4 separate regions of the Homo sapiens genome follow, and regions 1, 2 and 3 are each linked to region 4. Evidence: chromatin loops called from intact Hi-C (ENCODE). Cell type or tissue: endothelial cell of umbilical vein. All regions are shown on one strand.

Region 1 (5,000 bases), 96 kb before region 4:
TCCCCTATAAATGTGTGACAGTAAAGCAAACCATTCAGGTTTGTTTGGAGAATTAGAGGCTGGAAAGAGAGAAAGGACAAAGCATTGCTTTCCTATTCTCTCTGCATTGACACAGCCTTTGGAAGTAGCTACTTCTTCCACAGTTATACTACAAAGCAGCTCTTCTTACAAGACTTCTGCTCTTTATTGGTCCCCATAATAGTGTGTTCTCTTCTCATACCTTCCTGCTTTTCTTGTCTGTAGTGACCTCCCTTTCCTTCTTCGTTCCCTTAACTCTGCCCAAATTCTGCGAGGTCTTCATAAAAATCCCTTAAATAAGTCACATGGGATGAATTATGTTTCTTGGGGACACTTTTACTGATACCTGAGCCTTCAAAATGACTGAATGTGGGGAGTGAAAGAAAGAGAGGCGTAGGCACCCACCTCCTAGGATTTGAATGAGCAGTGATGCTGTGTTCCAACAACACAACCCACCATCCTCTCTCTGGGACTACTGCCGGAGCCTCCTCGCTACTCTCCCCACATCTTCCCTCGCCTCCCTTCAGTCGGTTCTTACCAAGACAGGCAGCCAGAGTGGTCCTGTTAAGATGCAAGTTAGATCCTGTCTTCCCTTTGCTGAAAATCTTCCAATGCCTCCTACCTCACTCAAAATAAGCCGTATCTCCTTAATAAGTCGCTTTATAATCCAGCCCCCCAGAAATCTCAGACAACATTGCCTTCTCCTCTCCCTATTCCAGTCTCAATGTGTCTCCAGACGTACTGTTTCCTCAGAAGCATGGAACGTGCTCACCTCAAGACCTCTGCTCTTACCACTTGTTGGTCCAGATAACTGCTAGGGATTTGTATTATCAGGTTCAAGAAAATAAATGCGTGGTTCCACTCATTATCTCAGCATTATTATTTCAGAAGAATAGTTCACACATATTATTAGATTAAATTTTATTCACCTAAATTGCGTTTGAGAAAATTTCTTTATTATCCATTTTGAGTAACGAGTGGGAATCCTAGGAGGTGCTCGAGCAACACCAGGTGGTTACTGCCATGAAAAGGGATGTGAGTCCCTCTGGGGAGGCAGGACTGGAAAAATCTGAGGAGTAGTCAGTGAATTTCTATACTGTGTAAAATAAAGGGAAAGAGAAACAAAACAAAAACTCCAAAAATGGTACTGGCCCAACCATGATGGGAATGGGTATTAGAGAAACGTTCAGAAGTCCTAACTTTATTTCACTTCTTTTAATCCTCTCTCCACCCAGCTTTCACCGATCCACTCTATGGCATTGGAAAATAAATGCTTGGTTCATTTCCATCAGTCAGCTTCACTAGAAACTACTAGGTTGGTTCATTCACTTTCAAAGTCACTTCTAGATCCATGAAACCATATGAGTCATCCTAAAATCTCTCATGGACATATTTCCTTAATGTGTGATCTATAAGTCCAACACCATGAGGGAGGCTCTCAGGGTCGGGCTGGTTCAGGTTATTTCCCTTATGAGAGGCCAGTGGCTGTTCCACCAAGAAGGGAAGAAGCCAGGCACAGATGTTGCCACCTGGCCACTCATCCCGAAGCCTTCCCAAACCCTCACCTTCTGCAATAAGATCCATGTTCCAAAAAGCAGAGAGGAGGGCATGGTAATGTCTCTGGTGTGCCATTTATAACCCAGATTTTTCAGAATATGAGACCAGGTGAGATGTGCAGTCTCAACCTCTCCCTCTAGCTGTATCCACACCCTCCTCCATCATGCATGTGCTCACATTTTACAGAATGTGGGGAAAGACAGGAGAAGGGAGAGGAGAGTAGAGTAAATAACAATTAGATAAAATCTAAAATATGTTTTTCAGTTCACCAGAGTGCAGAGAATGGGGTGGGAGTGGACAAAAAAGTGGTATAAAGTTAGGATGGTACAAAAAGCACCCTTTGAAATTAAAGCACTTTAATACTATCTTGAAAATCAACTTGTGATGTTTTGAAAATTCATTCTCAGGTATCCTCACTAACACCTTTCAATATAAGTAATAATATCTAAATAATACCTACAAAATTTAGCAGATGAAAAAGCTAAGGGTCAGAGGGATGACTTGCTGTATCTACTAGATTCCCAGAGAATATGGGATAGAAATGGGACCCAACCCAGCGCTAGTATACAAGACCAGAGCTGGGAGTTGACTTTTCATAAGGTCTTCCCAGAAGACACCAGATTAGGTAGGAATTCAAATTAGGTAGGACAATTTCTTGTCCACTGCCTCCCTCTTGTGGCTCAATTAAATATGACACCTCAATGTCAAAATGAAGGGGATAATAGGAAAAACAGAAAAACTGGGTTATACATTCATTACCTTCATGACTCACGTGAATCACTTTCTTTCCCTGGGCCACAGACTTCTCATATTTCAGTGTAGAAAGATTTCCACGTCTCTTCTAACTCTGATGTTCTATTTTTATAAGATGTAAATCAGGTCTCTTATATACAGCCCAGTCTAAGCAAAGCATCTCAATATTGTAAGAACTGCCTGTGTGCATGTGTGTGCGTGTGTGTGCATGCATGTGTGTGTGGAAAGAGATGACAACAATTGAGACTACAGAGCAAGTATTAAGAGAACTGTTTGTATTTCTGGACTCCTGAAAATTGTGCACCACCTTCTACATGTCTTTGTGGTCAGTGGTGAACAGGCCATACCATGAGTGCTAGGAGAATTTTCCTGATGCCAGGATTTGAGCTTACCATTGCTCATTTACCCTAATTTCTTCCCAAAGATATGTTACTTTTGGGAAAGAAACTGGGGAAAGATTGAAAAGTAAATCCTAGCTTGCATTCCTGGGACAAATAGTCCCCGAGAGATATATAACTTTAAGCTTGGTTCTGAACTGAGATCATTGTCTCCTCTAGTAACCTGAAGCAGCATCAAGACATCACATCCTACTCTCTGTCCTTACAATAAAAGGCCTCAGTTTAGTATCCCGAAGTCCAACTTGGCCCTACCCTCCAGACACAGATATGAAGATGTAAAGAGAAGGCCAAAGCTTATGGAATAAATCCTACTCAGAAGAGAAGATAGGCACAGGGCCAGGTTCTATGCATTCTGGCTCAATACCAGCGGTAGAATTTAAAAAGCCTTTAGTTGCATCTGGAGAACTCCAGGTTCGTCTAGAGCAGTAGCTCTTAAAATGTGGTTCCCAGAGTAGTAGCATCAGTATCACCTGACATTGTGGTTGACATGCAAATACCCTACCCCAGACCTATTGAATCAGACAGTCTCGGTGTGCATTCTGTGTTTTAAGAAGCCCTCCAGATTTTGATACACACTCAAGTTTGATATCTACAGGCTTATAGCAGTAATTGGCAACATTGACTATACGGTAGAATCCGCTAAAGAGCTACAAAAAATTTTGACTCTCCAACCATAATCCATATTAATTAAATCAGAATACCTGGTAATGGGGCTCATGTGTTAGTACGTGTTAAAGTTTCCCAAGTTATCCCAATGCTCAGACAAGATTGAGATCCATTGCTCTAGAGGCAAAGGCAGACTTCTTGGAGAGTCTTTTGCTTCTGTCTCCATCCTTTCAGCTAACTAGTAGAAGGGCCCAGGCCTTTCTCACATTAACTTCTGTTAAGCAAGTTCTAGTCCCATCTCAGGTTTGTGCAGGTGATTTGTTTTTAAACATAAGCTTGGGACTTTAATTTTACCTGATTAAATTTGATCTGTATTCCAACGCTCATGTTCCAGACTTTTGGGTTGTATCTTCAATCTGGACACTCTCGTTTTATAAATTATACTTCTTGTTTTTGGATCATTTGCAAATAGGATCAGCAACTAAATTCTTGATGAAAATATTAAGTGGTTGAAGATCCAACCAAGAGACTCCACAAAGGATGACATTAACACCCCCTGCATAGGATTTCTACCAGATGACAATCCATATAACTGGTTATTCAGGGCATGGTAGGCAGCCATAGTCCTGATTCTCTGGTTTTCCATATTTAGGGTCAACCCTGAGCCATTTGGCTGAGACCAGCTGGGCCTGGGTGTCATCTGATCACCTTTGTTACAGGATCAGTCCCGAGCCTGTGCACTGAGGCCTCTTCAGTACTTCTTCTGAACTAATAATACAAGGTTCCAAATGTCAGATATAGGAGAAACCGAGTGTTGGAGTTATCTGGGCCTGGGTTTTTAAAATACAAGTAAGGACAAAGGATGTCAAGATGTATAACTCTGATGTTCAGTCTTCGGCTTCAGTCTTCCTCACTTGACTGTCACTCTAGCCCTGAAGCAAATATACCAATGCCATGCCATGAAATTGCCTCATGGGCATAATTGTTGTACATTCCGACTAAACACAATAAGAAGACGGCAGGGCTTGAGTTTCACCACCAGCCCCCAGATGACCGCATAACAGCTATCACATAGTCTTACTGAACTAAAGTACCTGGGAACTTGAACTCCAAGCTCTTGGTGCTGATCCTGTGAAAAGTGCAATGTTGCATGTCCTGTCCCAGCTTCCTCTTTTCCAGGGACTTTCATATCTTAACTGTTCCTCTTGTGGTGCTCTCAGAGCTTTTCTCCACCAACCACTTTTTTTTTCTTTTTGCATTTCAAAACACATCACTTTTCGTTTATTTCATTATACAAATTATTTGCTTTCAAATCCATTTTTTCATGCATAAGTGCATGGCCATTTCTATTTCTTTAGTTAAATTGTCTGGTCCTGCACTTCATCCATTTATATTTTTTCTATGATTACTATGTGGGCATTCTATTCTCATTTTCTTGCCATTCAGTCTTTTTTAACACAACGCATCACTTGTATTAGTTATTGTATACTCCATTTTAATTTCTGATAGTACTGTCTTTACTTCAACATTAGTCTTTATTAAAATACTTTTGGCTAGTCATACTCATTCCACATGGACATAAAGAACATTAAGTCAATTTCCACAAGAGATTTATTTGAAAGTATATTATATTACGTCCGAAAAAAATGTGGAATAACTGACAACCAG
Region 2 (5,000 bases), 180 kb before region 4:
ACGTGGTATTTCTAGGTCAACAGCATCACCCAGTGGAATAAGAATCCTCTCACTGGGCACATTGTCAGTCCTTTGCTGAAACACTCTAGCTTTTCCAATTTCCTCCCTTTGTGCGCCCCTCCACAAGAGACCAGGCTTTATGCTCCTTCTGTGAATGGAAAAAAACTCTACCTTTAACCATTAGGAGAAAAATGTCCTCCAATTTTAGTTCTGAGACTGTCCTGTTAGCAGGAAAACCACCATTTGGTTCCTGGGTTTTTTAAAGAAACCTCTTCTGCCTTTAGTTAGAATGGTACTTAAATGGTAAGGGGATTTTATGTCCAGAAGTTAACCCGAATCGCTGTCTAAGGGTAAACACTTTAGCATGGGCCATAATAGCAAAATATAGAATTCAATCTAGTACACCCCTCCCATTAAAGCAGTCTTGCCCAAATGTAACTATTACATAGCCTTTCCCAAGATCCATCTTTTGGGGAGCCATGCAGATCATACAAGTCTAGGGAGTCAAAGGGGAATCAGAAGCGGAGAACTAGGGCTGCATGGGTATGCATGACTAAGCCCATTCCTTAGTTCCTCCAGTTTCATGGCTGGGGTGGGGGGTTATGCCTGCAACCATGGGCAGCACATTTAACAAGGTGCTGGGACCACAGGAAGCAAGGAGAGAAAACAGTAGGGTGGATGCCCTCACTGTCTTCGCCTCCACCCTGTGTCATACCAAAAGGAATGAGACTAAAGATAGGCCTTTTTTTTTTTTTTCTCAGTTCTCTTTCTAGATGCATAACAGATTGTCTTTGGCCTGAATTTCCTCTTGAGTGCATTCTAGAACATTGGGACTCCTCTGACCCTGAGACTTTGAAAAAAAAAGCATCTCATATTCTATTGTACAACTTCTTACCATCTTGGGGATGAACAGACTTGGCCCACTGCGGTGGAGACTTGATTTTAATATTATCCAACAATTAGATCTTTTCTACAGATGGGAGGGCAAATGATCCAAGATCCCCTATGTACAGGCTTTCTTTGCCCTGCAAGATAACCCAGACTTGCAAGCATTGCACAATCAACCTAGCTCTTTTAGCAGCCATGTCAGGAAATTCCATAGGAAATGATTCCCCAAAACTAAAGCATATTCCAGGGGGACAATCTGAGACAGCTACTGAGTGTCTCAACCCTTCCAGTCTCCCTTATCTGGGACCCCCACTAACCATGCCACCAGCTCCTCCAGCTGCACTATCTCTAAAACTACCCACTTTCCCTGCTTCACTCTTACCCCTACAAGAAATGCCTGATGAAAATTGTGCTATTAGGATTCACATTTCCTGCTCATTTCAGGACCTTTGGCAAATAAAGGGAGACTAGGCCAATTTTCTGATGACCCCAATAGGTATATAGAAGCTTTCCGAACTTTAACTCAGGTGTTTGACCTCGCATGGAGGGATGTTATGCTGCTTCTAAGCCAAACCCTCACCGCAGCTGAAAAGCAGGCAGCTCTGCAGCTAGCAGAGAAATTTGGAGATGAACAACATGTTTTTTATAGTAGACTGAAAAGGAGAAAAGGAGACAGAGAAGGTGAAGGAATAATGGAAACACCATTCCAAATAGGAAGGGAAGCAGTTCTTTTTGCCAACCCTGATTGGAACTCCAATAGTTCTGCAGATAAATGGTAAAGGAAACACTTTTAATGTGTATATTAGAGGGCCTACAAAGAACTAGGGCCAAACCTTTTAATTATTCTAAACTGTCCATGATAGACCAAAAGCCAGATGAGAATCCTGCAGCCTTTATGGAAAGGCTGAGAGATACACTAATAAAACACACTTCCTATCCCCTTATTCAGTCAAGGGATGGCTCATCCTAAAGAACAAGTTTATTACACAGGCAGTTCCCAACATTAAGAGGAAACTACAGCAGCAGGTGATAGGACCAGATAGCACCTTGGAGAACCTCCTGAGCATGGCCACTTTGGTCTTTTAAATAGGGACAGGAGGATGCCCAAGAGAAAGAGAGGAAACACAAGAGAAGGACAGAGCCTCCAGTAGCTGTTTTGCAGGCTTGCAAAGCCCAGGATTCCTCAGGTGCATCCGCTAGATGCTATTGATGTGGCAAGTCAGGGCACTTTAAGAAGGAGTGCCAGGCAGCAAGAAGTCACCTTGACCCTGTCCAGACTGTAGCATGGATCACTGGAGATCAGACTGCTCCCAGAGACAGAAGTCACCAGTTTCAGAACCAGTCTCACAGATGGTCCAATAGGACTGATGGTTCCTGGGGCTCAAACCTCCAGCTCCAGTGGCTCAAACTGTCATGAACAGCACAGAAGCCCCAGGTGATTCTGGAAATTAAAGGAAGGAAGGTAGACCTCCTTCTGGACAACAGAGCCAGTCTCTTCTCCTGTCTAATCCAGGCCTCCCCTCTTCCCATAGCATGAACGTGAGGGGCATCTCAGGAAAAATTCTAATCTAATATTTTTCTCAACCCCTTAGTTGCAGTTGGGGGGACCTATTATTTATACATGCCTCCAAGCCATTGCCACAGTGGCCCTACTGGTCCCAGAAGCCACCAAATTAACCCTGGGAAATGATTTACACCCCACATAATGTGGCAGGATTGCTGTCCTCTAGGGGGAGCCTTTGGCTAACAGCCAGCCAGCTCCTTAACAGACTCTGTTGTTAGAGATTTCCACAATTGAGTTAAACACTTGTTCTCACCTAAACACAGCCACTTTCCTTCCAGAGGAAGCTGGGGAACCTGAATATGACTGTGAACAAGTTATAATACAAACCAATGCAGCCAGAGAGTATCTCAGGGAAACTCTCCTAGAAAATCCAGACTAGACCCTCTTCACAGATAGTAGCTGTGAAGCTCCACAGTCAGGATATGCAGTAGCCACTCTAAATGACGTCTTTCAAAGTGTGTCTCTCTCTCCAGCCACAAGCAGTCAATTAGCTGAACTGATAGCTCTTACAAGAGCACTTGAATTAAGCAAAATAAAGGTAGGTAATATTTACACTCCAAGTATACTTTCTTAGTTCTCCATGCTCATGGTGCCATTTGGAAGGAAAGACACTTTCTTACTGCTAATGGATCTCCTATAAAATACCACCAGGGGCAGGGCGCGGTGGCTCAAGCCTGTAATCCCAGCACTTTGGGAGGCCGAGGCGGGTGGATCACAAGATCAGGAGATCGAGAACATCCTGGCTAACACGGTGAAACCCCATCTCTACTAAAAATACAAAAAATTAGCCTGGTGTGGTGGCGCACACCTGTAGTCCCAGCTACTCGGGAGGCTGAGGCAGGAGAATGGCGTGAACCCAGGAGGTGGAGCTTGCAGTGAGCCGAGATTGTGCCACTGCAACCAGCCTGGGCCACAGAGTGAGACTCTGTCTCAAAAAAACAAAAAACAAAAAACAAAAAAACAAACAAAAAAAACAAAACAAACAAACAAAAACCACCAGGAAATTAGCAGGTTATCATCCTCAGTTTTCCTTCCATGAAAGATAACAGTGCTACACTGTAAGGGACATCAAAAGGGAAAAGATGAAGTAGCTGAAGGAAATAGGTTAGCTGATCAGGCAGCTAAGTCAGCAGCAAGGAAGCCTCAAGACATCTATGGACTTCAAGCCCCTCTAATCTGGGAAGGTTCCATAAAGAAATTAAACCTCAGTACTTCCCTGCAGAAATAGAATGGGCCACTTCTCAAGTGTATATTTTCCAGCTCTCAGGATGGCTACAGTCAGGATGGCAAACTCTACTTGCCAGTCTCTAGCCAATGGAAAGTCCTTAAAATCCTCCATCAAGCTTTTCACTTGGGAAAGGATAAAACTCATCAATGTGCCCAGAGATTGTTTTCAGGAGAGAACTTACCAAAAACAGCCAAACAGGTTGTTAATGCTTGTGAAATCTGTCTTAAAAATAATCCCCTGAACAGGTGGCTCCTTCCTCCTCAAACCCAAAGAATAGGAAGCTATCCAGGGGAGGACTGGCAGACAGACTTCACCCACATGCCAAAGATGAAGGGCATCCAATATCTCCTGGTAGGGACAGATACTTTCGCCAACTGGTTAGAAGCATTTTCATGCCATACAGAAAAGGCATCTGAGGTAATAAAGTGTTAGTTAATGAAATAACTCCCCGCTGTGGTCTACTTAAATACCTCCAAAGTGACAATGGCAGACAAAGTGAGCCCTTTTAAAATGCTGTATGGATGGTCTTTCCTTACCAATGATTTTCTATTAAATTAAGAAATCTCTGAGTTGGTTGAGCATGTAACCTCTCTGGCTCACTTCCAGCAGGAATTAACACAGTTAGCAAAAGCCCAACTCCAAGAAATAGGATCACCTTTATTTAACCCAGGAGATTTGGTATTGGTGAAAGCTCTCCCTTCTCTCTCTCTTCCTGACCCCAAGCTGGGAAGGGCCCTACACTGTTCTTTCAACCCCCTCAGCAGTAAAAGTTACAGGTATTAATTCCTGCATACATCACACTCCAGTCAAAGCCTGGAAAGCTGAGAGAGCAACCTCTGACAGCCCAGAAGAACGTCCTGGACATCAATGACAAAAAATAGGAGATCTTAAGCTGAAAATCATAAAAGATAAGTAAGTAAGTAAGGGCTACCCATCTTACTCAGTCCCACCTTTAACTCACCAGATACTTTTTGTCATTTCAACATTTCCTCTCGAGATTCGCAGCCAGATATTAGCACTTCTTTTTAACACATATTTGCAGGGAGATTTTAATTATACATGGGATTACATTTGTAACTTCATAGAACCCCAAGGAGAAATTCTACATCTTGGCGAGTAAAAGTTTTAGACGTAAATTATCTACTACACCACCTTTCCGGGAATTGATACATGCGCTCTACTATTTGCAACACAACTATACATTGTGGCACCTGCAATATGGAATTCCGGTTGGAAAATTCTAATTGCTGTAATATTCTGTCTAATTATAATCTTTATAGTAGAATTAATAATTGGGGGACACTTATGCAAAAAAAAGGT
Region 3 (5,000 bases), 350 kb after region 4:
TTACCAGCTGGGCGCGGTGGCTCATGCCTGTAATCCCAGCACTTTGGGAGGGTGAGGTGGGCAGATCACTTGAGGTCAGGAGTTCAAGATCAGCCTGGCCAACATGGTGAAATGCCATATCTACTAGAAATACAAAAATTAGCCGGGCATGGTGGTGGGCACCTATAATCCCAGCTACTTGGGAGGCTGAGGCAGGAGAATCACTTGAACCCAGGAGGCAGAGGTTGCAGTGAGTCAAGATCGTGCCACTGCACTCCAGCCTGTGCAATAAAAGGAGACTCTGTCTCGAAAAAAATAAATAAAAATAAAAATAAAAACAACCAAGGAAAGAAAAAAAAAGAAGTTACCAACAGAGTAAACAGACAACCTACAGAATGGGAGAAAATATTTGCAAACTCTGAATCCAGCAAAGAACTAATATCCAGAACCTATAAGGATCTTAAACAAATAAACGAGAAAAAAAAAACCAATCCCATTAAAAAGTAGGCAAAGGACATGAACAGAGACTTCTCAAAAGAAAACACACAAGCAGCCAACGAACATATGAAAAAATGTTCTACATCATCAATCATCAGAGAGATGCAAATCAAAATCACAATGAGAGGCTATATCACGCAAATCAGAATGGATATCATTAAATGATCAATAAATAACAGATGTTGGCAAGGTTGAGGAGAAAAGGAAACACTTATACACTGTTGGTGGAAATGCAAATTAGTTCAGCTCCTATGAAAAGCAGTTTGGAAATTTCTCAAAGAACTAAAAATAGAATTACCATTCAATCCAGAAATCTCATTACTGGATATATACCCAAAGGAAAATAAATGGTCTGCCAAAAAGACATCTGCACTCATATGTTCATCACAACACTATTCACAATAGCAAAGACACGGAATCAACCCAGGTGCCCATGATGGTAGATTGGATAAAGAAAATACGTTACATATAGGTCATGGAATACTACATAGCCATAAAAAAAAATGAAATCATGTCCTTTGTAGCAGCATGGTTGCAGCTGGAGGCTGCAATCCTAAATGAATTAATGCAGAAACAGAAAACCAAATATTGAATGTTCTCACTTATAAGTGGGAGCTAAGGCTGAGGGGAGTGGCTCACACCTGTAATCCCAGCATGCTGGGAGGCCAAGGTGGGAGGACTGCTTGAGCCCAGGAGTTCACAGACCAGCTGGGGCAACATAATGAAATACTGTCTCTATGAAAAATTTGAACATTAGCCGGGCATAGTAGCACATGTCTATAATGACAGCTACTTGGGAGGGTAAGTTGGGAGGATCACTTGGGCCAGAGAGGTTGAGGCTGCAGTGAGCAATGATCACACCACTGCACTCCATCCAGTCTGGGTGACAGAGCAAGACCCCATCTCAAAAAACATAAAAAATAAAATAAGTGAAAGCTAAACATTGGGTACATATGGACAGAGAGATGGAAACAATAAACACTGGAGATGAGACGGGAGACAAGGAGTGGGGCAAGGGTTGAAAAACTATTTATCAGGTACTATGTTCGCTACTTGAGTGACAGGCTCATTAGAAGCCCAAACCACAGCATCACACAATATACCTATGTAACAAACCTGCACGTGTACCCCCTGAATCTAAAATTTTTTTTTTTTTTTTTTAAAAGGATGGTTGCGGCCGGGTGCGGTGGCTCACGCCTGTAATCCCAGCACTTTGGAAGGCCGAGGCGGGCGAATCACGAGGTCAGGAGATGGAGACCATCCTGGCTAACACGGTGAAACCCCGTCTCTACTAAGAAATACAAAAAATTAGCCAGGCGTGGTGGCGGTCGCCTGTAGTCCCAGCTACTTGGGAGGCTGAGGCAGGAGAACAGCGTGAACCTGGGAGGCGGAGCTTGCAGTGAGCCGAGATCGCGCCACTGCACTCCAGCCTGGGCGACAGAGCGAGACTCTGTCTCAAAAAAAAAAAGGATGGATGCTCATAGATTTGGAAGATGAAGCAAATACATTTATTAAACACTGTAGTGTTTCCTTTCACTTGGAAATTTAATGTTTACTTCAATTTTTATAAGAGGAGTTTCATAGAAAGGTGCATTTGTATTTATTATGCACTCAGTTTTATGTTGGGTAGTAGTAAACTCTCATAGCAATTAATGAGAAGAAATTTGTAATATGATAACTGTTTTTCTTCGTATTATTTCATATGATTATAATTAGAGGGAGTTGTTACACTTTAATTCATTCTTCTCTATTACACTCAGTACATTAGGATAGAGAGTTTATTATAAGCAGTATACATATCTCAGAGAATACAATTTATATTTTGAAGTTAGAATGCAAATTTTAACTTCAAAAAATAAATTAAATTTTAAAAATAGAAAGACACAAAATTACTGAACATACCAAACAAAATCAGTACTGAATATGCATAGAAAGTACCTAATCAGGAAGAAACCTAACATTACCTCTGAGGTTTTTCTGGTCATTATTTTACTGCCTCTACTCACATTTTTCTCATAGTCTCACAAGCAAGGATCATTTTTGCTTAACAATATATCTTCATCACCTAGCACAGCATCTGGCATAAATATTTATATTGAATTAATTAATTATTTTAGTTCAGAAAAGATTAAGTTACTATTGGAAAACATAGTCTACAGATACAGTGTGAAGAAATCTGATCTTGGGATCAAAAGATTTTGAGTTGTCACTCCTGTATTTGCTCATAAACAAGGTGAGTGACCCAGACGAGTCTCTAATTAACTCAAAGATCAGTTTCTTTATCTATACTCAGAGATTTGGCATAGAATCATCTCTAAAATTCTCTTTATTTTTGGAAAAGTCTTAAGAATTGTATTCTCTGAGATATGTATACTGCTTATAATAAGCTCTCTATCCTAATGTATTGAGTGTAATAGAGAAGAATGAATTAAAGTGTAACAATTCCCCCTAATTATAATCATTTATGTGTGCTCATTATTGCATAATGCAAATGCCCAAGCACGCATTTGGTTGAGGTTTCAGTGTCTATAATAAGCACTTTGTGACCTCTACTGGACATACACGGTAAAGTCTCGTATGAGCCCAGGAGTTCGTAGACCAGCTGGGGCGACATAATGAAACACCGTCTCTATGAAAAATTTAAACATTAGCCGGGCCTTGTAGCACAGATCTATAGTGACAGCTACTTAGGAGGGTAAAGTGGGGAAGGGTCGATTGAGCATAACTATTTTGTGAAGATGCAGAAAAGAAAGAAAGGAAGATTGCTAGCAAATACTTTCCCTCCATTTAGGGATTGTATACAATTGCACTTGTCTTTAATTAGATGTGTGAATAACCTATATAACAAGTATGTGATTGAAGTACACTGTTGAGGAACTGGAACTAAATATCTGACACCTCCAGTCGCCTCAAACTGAGATCCTGCAATTCTTTGAAATAGCAAAAGCCTCAACTTTGTCAGAAGTGCAAATGGTTCTCAGATTAAAATGAAAAAAAAAAAAGAGAGGAATGAGAATTCTAGCCAAGAAAATGAAAACAGAGAGTGTGGAACTTAATTTTATCTTGAAGAACAAACATGTTAAACATAGCCAGTATGTTTTTTTGCAGAGTGCAAAAACAAAGAACTTGACTGAACAGATATAAAAATGTGTAATAAAGTGGCAATGACTAAAACAATGTAGCACCAGTCTCAGAGCATGTGAATGGAAGAAAATGTCAAAAGGAACTCCCGAAAGCTGTGAGAATTTAGTACATTATAAAGTCACATATTAAGGCCAGGCCCGGTGGCTCACGCCTGTAATCCTAGCACTTTGGGAGGTTGAGGCAGATGAACTATTTGAGGTCAGAAGTTCAAGACCAGTCTGGCCAATATGGTGAAACCCCATCTCTACTAAAACTACAAAAATTAGTCAGGCATAGTGGCATGCGCCTATAATCCCAGCCACTCTGGAGGCTGAGGCAGGAGAATCACTTGAATCTGGGAGGCGGAGGCTGCAGTGAGCAGAGATCACGCCACTGCACTCCAGCCTAGGCAAAAGAACAAGATTCTGTCTCAAAAAAATAAAAAATAAAAATAAATAGGCCGGGCGCGGTGGGTCACGCCTGTAATCCCAGCACTTTGATTGGCCGAGGCAGGTGGATCACAAAGTCAGGAGATCGAGACCATTCTGGCTAACACGGTGAAACCCCCTCTCTACTAAAAATACAAAAAATTAGCCGGGCATGGGGGTGGGCACCTGTAGTCCCAGCTACTCAGGAGGCTGAGGCAGGAGAATGGCATGAACCCGGGATGCAGAGCTTGCAGTGAGCCGAGATCGCGCCACTGCACTCCAGCCTGGGCGACAGAGTGAGACTCTGTCTCAAAAAATAAATAAATAAATAAAGTCACATATTAAATGAGAATTTTCAACTTTGAGAAAGAATTATGTTATATCCCTACCTCTGGCCTTTATAAGCAGTATCAATATATTTTGAATTATCAAAGTAAGTCAAATATTAATATTATTATTAATATATTTGACTTATTCTTTTTCTTTCTTTTTTTTTTTTCTGAGACAGGGTCTTATTATGTCGCCCAAGCTGGAGTGCAGTGGCACAATCACAGCTCACTGCAGCCTCAGCCTCCTGGGCTCAAGCAATCCTCTTGCCTCAGCGTCTCAAGCAACAGGGAGTACAGGCATGAGCCTCCAAGTCTGGCCAATATTTTATTTTTGTAGAGATGGACTCTTGCTGTTTTGCCCAAGCCAGTCTTGGACTCCTGGGCTCAGGCAATACTCATCTCAGCCTCCCAAAGTGTTGGGATTACAGGCATGAGACACTGCACCTGGCTGAAAGTCAAAATTCTTAAGACTATTACTGACAGATTTTACTGCATAAAAATTATAAATGGTCCTACTTCAAAAACAATCAAGATATATTGAAAACTGAAAAAAATGAAAATATACAACCAGCTGGGCACAGTGGCTCATGCCTGTAATCCCAGCACTTTGGGAGGCCGACGCCAGTGGATCACCTGAGGTCAG
Region 4 (5,000 bases):
ACTTATCTTGGATTAGCTAAGAATTCTATGTATACAGTTGGAAAAATGGCATATATACATCTATCTTGAACCTGATTGAAGTCTGAAGACCTAACATATTTTGTTTCTTCTAGAGTGTACTTTTCCTGCCTCACAGTTACATTGGTAATTCTGGCATGTCCTCAAAAATGACTCATGACTGTGGATATGAAGAACTATTGACTTCTTAAGAAAAAAGGGAGAAATATTAATCAGAAAGTTGATTCTTATGATAATATGGAAAAGTTAACCATTATAGAAAAGCAAAGCTTGAGTTTCCTAAATGTAAGCTTTTAAAGTAATGAACATTAAAAAAAACCATTATTTCACTGTCATTTAAGATATGTGTTCATTGGGGATCTCTTGATTTGCCTGACATTGACTTCAGCAAAAGCACGGGGCTGTAAATTACCATTTACTAGATTAGCCAAATAGTCTGAATTTCCAGAAAACAAGGCAGAATGATCATTCCCAGAAACATTTCCCAGAAAATGTTTCCCAGAAAACTAGACAGAATGATCATTCAATGGATCACAGTGAAGCAAAGGACACAACTTTTTATTGTACCCCTTAATTGTCAACAGGAGTTAACTGATTTGTTGTGGTGCTCAGACTTTTTTATACAGGTGCTAGTGTTTTATCCTATGTATTTTAACTCATTAGTGCATAAAGGCAAGCCCCATATAATGAAGTCTCAGGGTATATGAAAGTAGCTGGCTTCAAAATAAAATTTTTGAGTGCATATTTTGTTTTAACACTCGTTTTGTTGTTTTTTCCCTTAAACACAGAATAAGTCAACAATGACAGACATAAACCCAAATTGGAACTCCATTTTCTCCCCATCAAATATTCAAACAAAACTAATGAGCAAACAAAAGCTAACCAGGAATACTCATTTTTTATGAAGCATCGACCAGTTCATACTTATTTTCTTATTGCAAGAAAGACCAATTGTTTGTGTATAAATATTAAGTTTCAGCATGTGTGTACACACACACACGTAGAAAAGTATTTCAATTTTACATGAGCTCCATTTCATTGAAAGAACTGGTCATGTTTCCCTTGCTTTTACCCACTGTAGCAGGGGTCATACCCACTGTATCAGATATCCTGATACTCAGCTTTTCTGCTGTTTTCTTTTCCAGGCTGAAACTGGACTGTCAGATTCTTTGATTTTAGCTTTATCTTCAAACTCTCGTTCATTATGTCTTCTCCCTGTCCATTGCACCCCCCACTGACACACACCATTTCTTTTATTTATTTACCTACTGTGGACATTCAACTTTTATTGACGCTTATTGGATACCAGACACTATGTCAAATAAGAGAAACAGAGATGACAGTGAAATTAGGGATATATACAGGGCACTAACTATTATTTGAACACAGAATAAAGCATACCTTCTTCTGCCTAAAAGAATGTAGGGGATAAACAGGTGTGTGTGTGTGTGTGTTTGTGTGTGTGTATGTGTATGTGTGAGAGAGAGTCCTTCTTTTGAAAATCCACATCCCCCATATCAATCACATGGTGCCACCTTCTGCCACAGGAGAGGACTATGACTCAGAGTCCACAATTGGTGTATTCATCTACTGTACTCACACTCCAGCTTTGTTCCTCACCCCCTGCCACCATGTCTTCACCACCACCACAGCACTCTGGATACCAGAAGTCTTACTGATTACCCAGTCAAACTTCTGGTCTTCAAAGTTCCCCCCGGGTCTCTCTTCAGCTTTGACTTGTTTATCAGAGAAGGCATCCAGCCCTTTAGGCAACACTCAAAGCCACTTTTTATCCTAGGCTCAACCTCACTGCCATGTCATCCACTGATATCTTTTCTTTCAAGTAGCAATGCCCCTTCAGCCCAAGTCAAGTGAGAATGATGCCTACCTTGAGATAGAAGATGTATTGAGATAACCTTTGTAAAGCAGTTACCAATATAGCTGACACATGAAAGATGCTCAGTGAACTCGAGTTTTATTGTGTGTTTACTTCCCTTTGCTTTCACTTCCATAGTCCAACTTTCCTTCCCCTTCCACTTCCACCCTCTATGTCTAAAATTAACTTCAACCCCAATACATCGCTGGGATTTGGAACCTGATTATACTCATGAAATCTTTCATTTCTTCAAGAAAGTCTGGGCCAGGCACAGTGGCTCTTGCCTGTAACCCCAGCACTTTGGGCGGTTGAGGCGGGCAGATTGCTTGAGTTCAGGAGTTTGAGACAAGCCTGGAGACCATGACCAAACCCTATCTCTATAAAAAAAAAAAAAAAAAATTAGCCAGGTGTGGTGACACATGCCTGTAGTCCCAGCTACTCAAGAGGCTGAGGCAGGAAAATCACCTGAAACTGAGAGGTTGAGGCTCATTGAGCCATGATCTTGCCACTGCACTCTAGCTTGGTGGACAGAGCAAGACCTTGAAAAAACAAAAAAAAAGGAAAGAGAGGAAAAAAAAGAGAGAAAGAAAGTTGTAGAATGCTCTAAATAGGATGACTCAGACTGTGTAGGAAACATGTTTTCTCTTCCCTTTGCAGGAGAAAGATTTTAGAATTATTGGCCTTTCCCAATTTCTGCACAGTTGACTCTACTGACACCTTATGGTGATAACGAGGAACAACTTTTCTCCCAAGAGAAATAGAAAAAGGCAAAACAAGGTATCTGGAATTCACTGGAGGTATCTAACTTGACCACAGGAAATCACACTTGCTACCTTTGTCCTTTACAGTGTCTCCACATGTCATCAGTGAGGGGAAACTATGCATTTTTCAAAAGTTATTTATTATTGTAAGGAAAGTGGCTGTGCTTCAGTCAGGAGTAGGCCAAGGTAAACATCCGGTATGGTATGACACAGCGGGTTTGGAGCGCAGGTGCACAACCCCATGCATTATGTAACCATTTACTATAATCTGTTTGTGTGAGCTCATACCTGGCTTTGAGCCACTCTGTCTGTGAGTAATATAACTGCACTGCTGACTCTGTAGGACAGGAGAGAGAATAAAGCCACGTTCCAACTGCCTACAATCCAAGTGTTCTTTCAGCTACCCACCACGTGTCCACCAGCTCCCTTCAGAACCCAGCTCAGGTTGGAACCTGTCAATTGGCATAGTCAGTAGGATCCCAAGATGAGTGAGCCCTTGGCCTCAATGATCCCAGGTCAGCCATGTGGCCCCAGCATGTGTTGTGGTACCTGATGGTAGCTGTGCTGCTAGGATGGGCCTTGGTGGAAACATGGGTGGTGGTGGACAGGTCTCCTGTGAGCATGGAGAAGGCACTGAAGTACCTGTAAGCACAGAGCAATGAGAGGACAATACCTTTGCTGGCATAGTTCAATGGGCGTTTTTGACTGTACTACGGTAAGTGCACACTCAGTCCCTGCAGGATGCAGCAAAGGTAGGGGACCTCCAGGCACAAACAGAAACCCAGAGGCCCAGACACACAGCTTGGAATGAGAATTAGAGTCTGCCATTAGTGTGGGCTTGGGCCCACCATCCCAGTCAGAGACTCCTGCTCAGTCTGATACTGAGGAAGAAGAACATCAGTTGCGAGTTTGCCCAGTGGTCCATCAGAAAATAGAGCAGGAACAGTCATTGGGGCCCCAGGGTTGGGCTTGGGGACCCCCTACCATGACAGAGCACATGTCTTACAGTGCCTATACCCCAATTATATTGTGGGAATTAGATAAACAGTGTCAGCAGTGCTTGGGGGAACCCCTACCTGCCTCGATGCCTCATCTTTGGGATGAGGGAGCCAACAGCATCGTCTGCTCTGCCTCTGAAATGGAGAAGTTGGCTTCCATTATGACTCATCCCTCCCTCCGTCAGTGATTGCAGGTGAGCAGGTGGTTAGCACAGGGCAAGGCGACCACACCCTAATTGAATGGCTGATGGTGGCCATTTGAACGATATGGAAAGATGCCAAAGAAATACCAGAAACTGTGAGTAAATGGCAGTCGTATCTAGATTTAGTGCATGTAATTTGGGAGATGGGTGTGTGGCAGGCTGTTCCATCTGACTACCCAAGGGCCAAATGATGAACACTTTACCTCCCACATGAGGGACTTTGTGTTGGGCTCTGTGCCCCTGAGTGCCTTTGGTTCCCTGGCCACTGTCCTCACTCTATGTGGGGTGCTGCATACATAAGGTGACTACTTCCATGGCGGCCCTCAGGGAAGCAGAGGGCTGTAGGTGAGACCAGAGAGTCTGTGCCATAAAAAAGGGGAAAGTTTCCCTACTCCAGGGGGCTACCTCTTGGGACAAAATGCATCCCCAGTAGGTGACCTGCACACAGATGTAGATTGATTTGATTTTGGCTGGGGTTGCGTGAAAGAAAATTGATAAGCAACTCCATGAAGTACTGTTAACTTTGTGGAGGCAATTGTCCCCAGAGCAGCAATTCTGGAAAATGCCTAAGAGGGAGAAGGATGATGCATCCTGCAGGGACTGAGTGTCCCACCCAGACACTCCAGCTCAAGGACTACTAGAAGATGGGTGGAGGTATAAAGCCTTTTTTTTTTTTTTCGAGAGAGACGGAGTCTCACTCTGTCACCCAGGCTGGAGTGCAATGGCGTGATCTTGGCTCACTGCAAGCTCTGCCTCCCGGGTTCACACCATTCTCCTTCCTCAGCCTCCCGAGTAGCTGGGACTACAGGCATCTGCCACTGCGCCCAGCTAATTTTTTGTATTTTTAGTAGAGACGGGGTTTCACCGTGTTAGCCAGGATGGTCTCAATCTCCTGACCTCGTGATCCGCCCATCTCAGCCTCCCAAAGTGCTGGGATAACAGGCGTGAGCCACCACGCCCAGGCTGTTCTTGATTATTTAAAAAATTTAATATCTCAATACCAATTATACTATTTACTGTACATTTAAAATACATTTTCTTATTGCTTTCAGAAGTTTAATTTTATTATTTTTGGTAGGGTTTATTTCTGGGATGTGAAATTGGTTCAACATATACAAATCAATAAATATGATTCACCACATAA

Evidence for each region. Hi-C counts contacts between places; a loop is a spot of excess contacts. Peaks named below come from ENCODE experiments on the same cell type or tissue, not always from the same donor. Only the 100,000 strongest peaks of a DNase experiment are listed, where the experiment ranks them.
Region 1: a loop joins it to region 4, with 8 times the contacts of the local background. A loop is called at or near these places in 9 of 110 quality-filtered maps.
Region 2: a loop joins it to region 4, with 7 times the contacts of the local background. A loop is called at or near these places in 2 of 110 quality-filtered maps.
Region 3: a loop joins it to region 4, with 8 times the contacts of the local background. A loop is called at or near these places in 3 of 110 quality-filtered maps.

Annotation. Positions count from the first base shown.
Region 1 is chr11:60,263,054-60,268,053 of GRCh38, reverse strand. No RefSeq gene overlaps it. Among named protein-coding and RNA genes, the nearest start is that of MS4A4A, 15 kb to the left of the region's middle. In endothelial cell of umbilical vein, a CTCF peak has its summit at 2,259 (motif pointing left); a DNase peak (open chromatin) is centred at 2,243; H3K27me3 peaks cover 745 bases.
Region 2 is chr11:60,343,338-60,348,337 of GRCh38, reverse strand. It overlaps a transcript of MS4A6E not described here. Among named protein-coding and RNA genes, the nearest start is that of MS4A6E, 19 kb to the right of the region's middle. In endothelial cell of umbilical vein, a CTCF peak has its summit at 2,585 (motif pointing right); a DNase peak (open chromatin) is centred at 2,717; H3K27me3 peaks cover 1,575 bases.
Region 3 is chr11:59,821,199-59,826,198 of GRCh38, reverse strand. No RefSeq gene overlaps it. Among named protein-coding and RNA genes, the nearest start is that of MRPL16, 13 kb to the right of the region's middle. In endothelial cell of umbilical vein, a CTCF peak has its summit at 3,036 (motif pointing left); a DNase peak (open chromatin) is centred at 3,028.
Region 4 is chr11:60,167,367-60,172,366 of GRCh38, reverse strand. It overlaps a transcript of MS4A6A not described here. Among named protein-coding and RNA genes, the nearest start is that of LINC02705, 5.5 kb to the right of the region's middle. RefSeq lists an enhancer at 2,755-3,954. In endothelial cell of umbilical vein, a CTCF peak has its summit at 2,618; DNase peaks (open chromatin) are centred at 166 and 2,856; H3K27ac peaks cover 2,078 bases.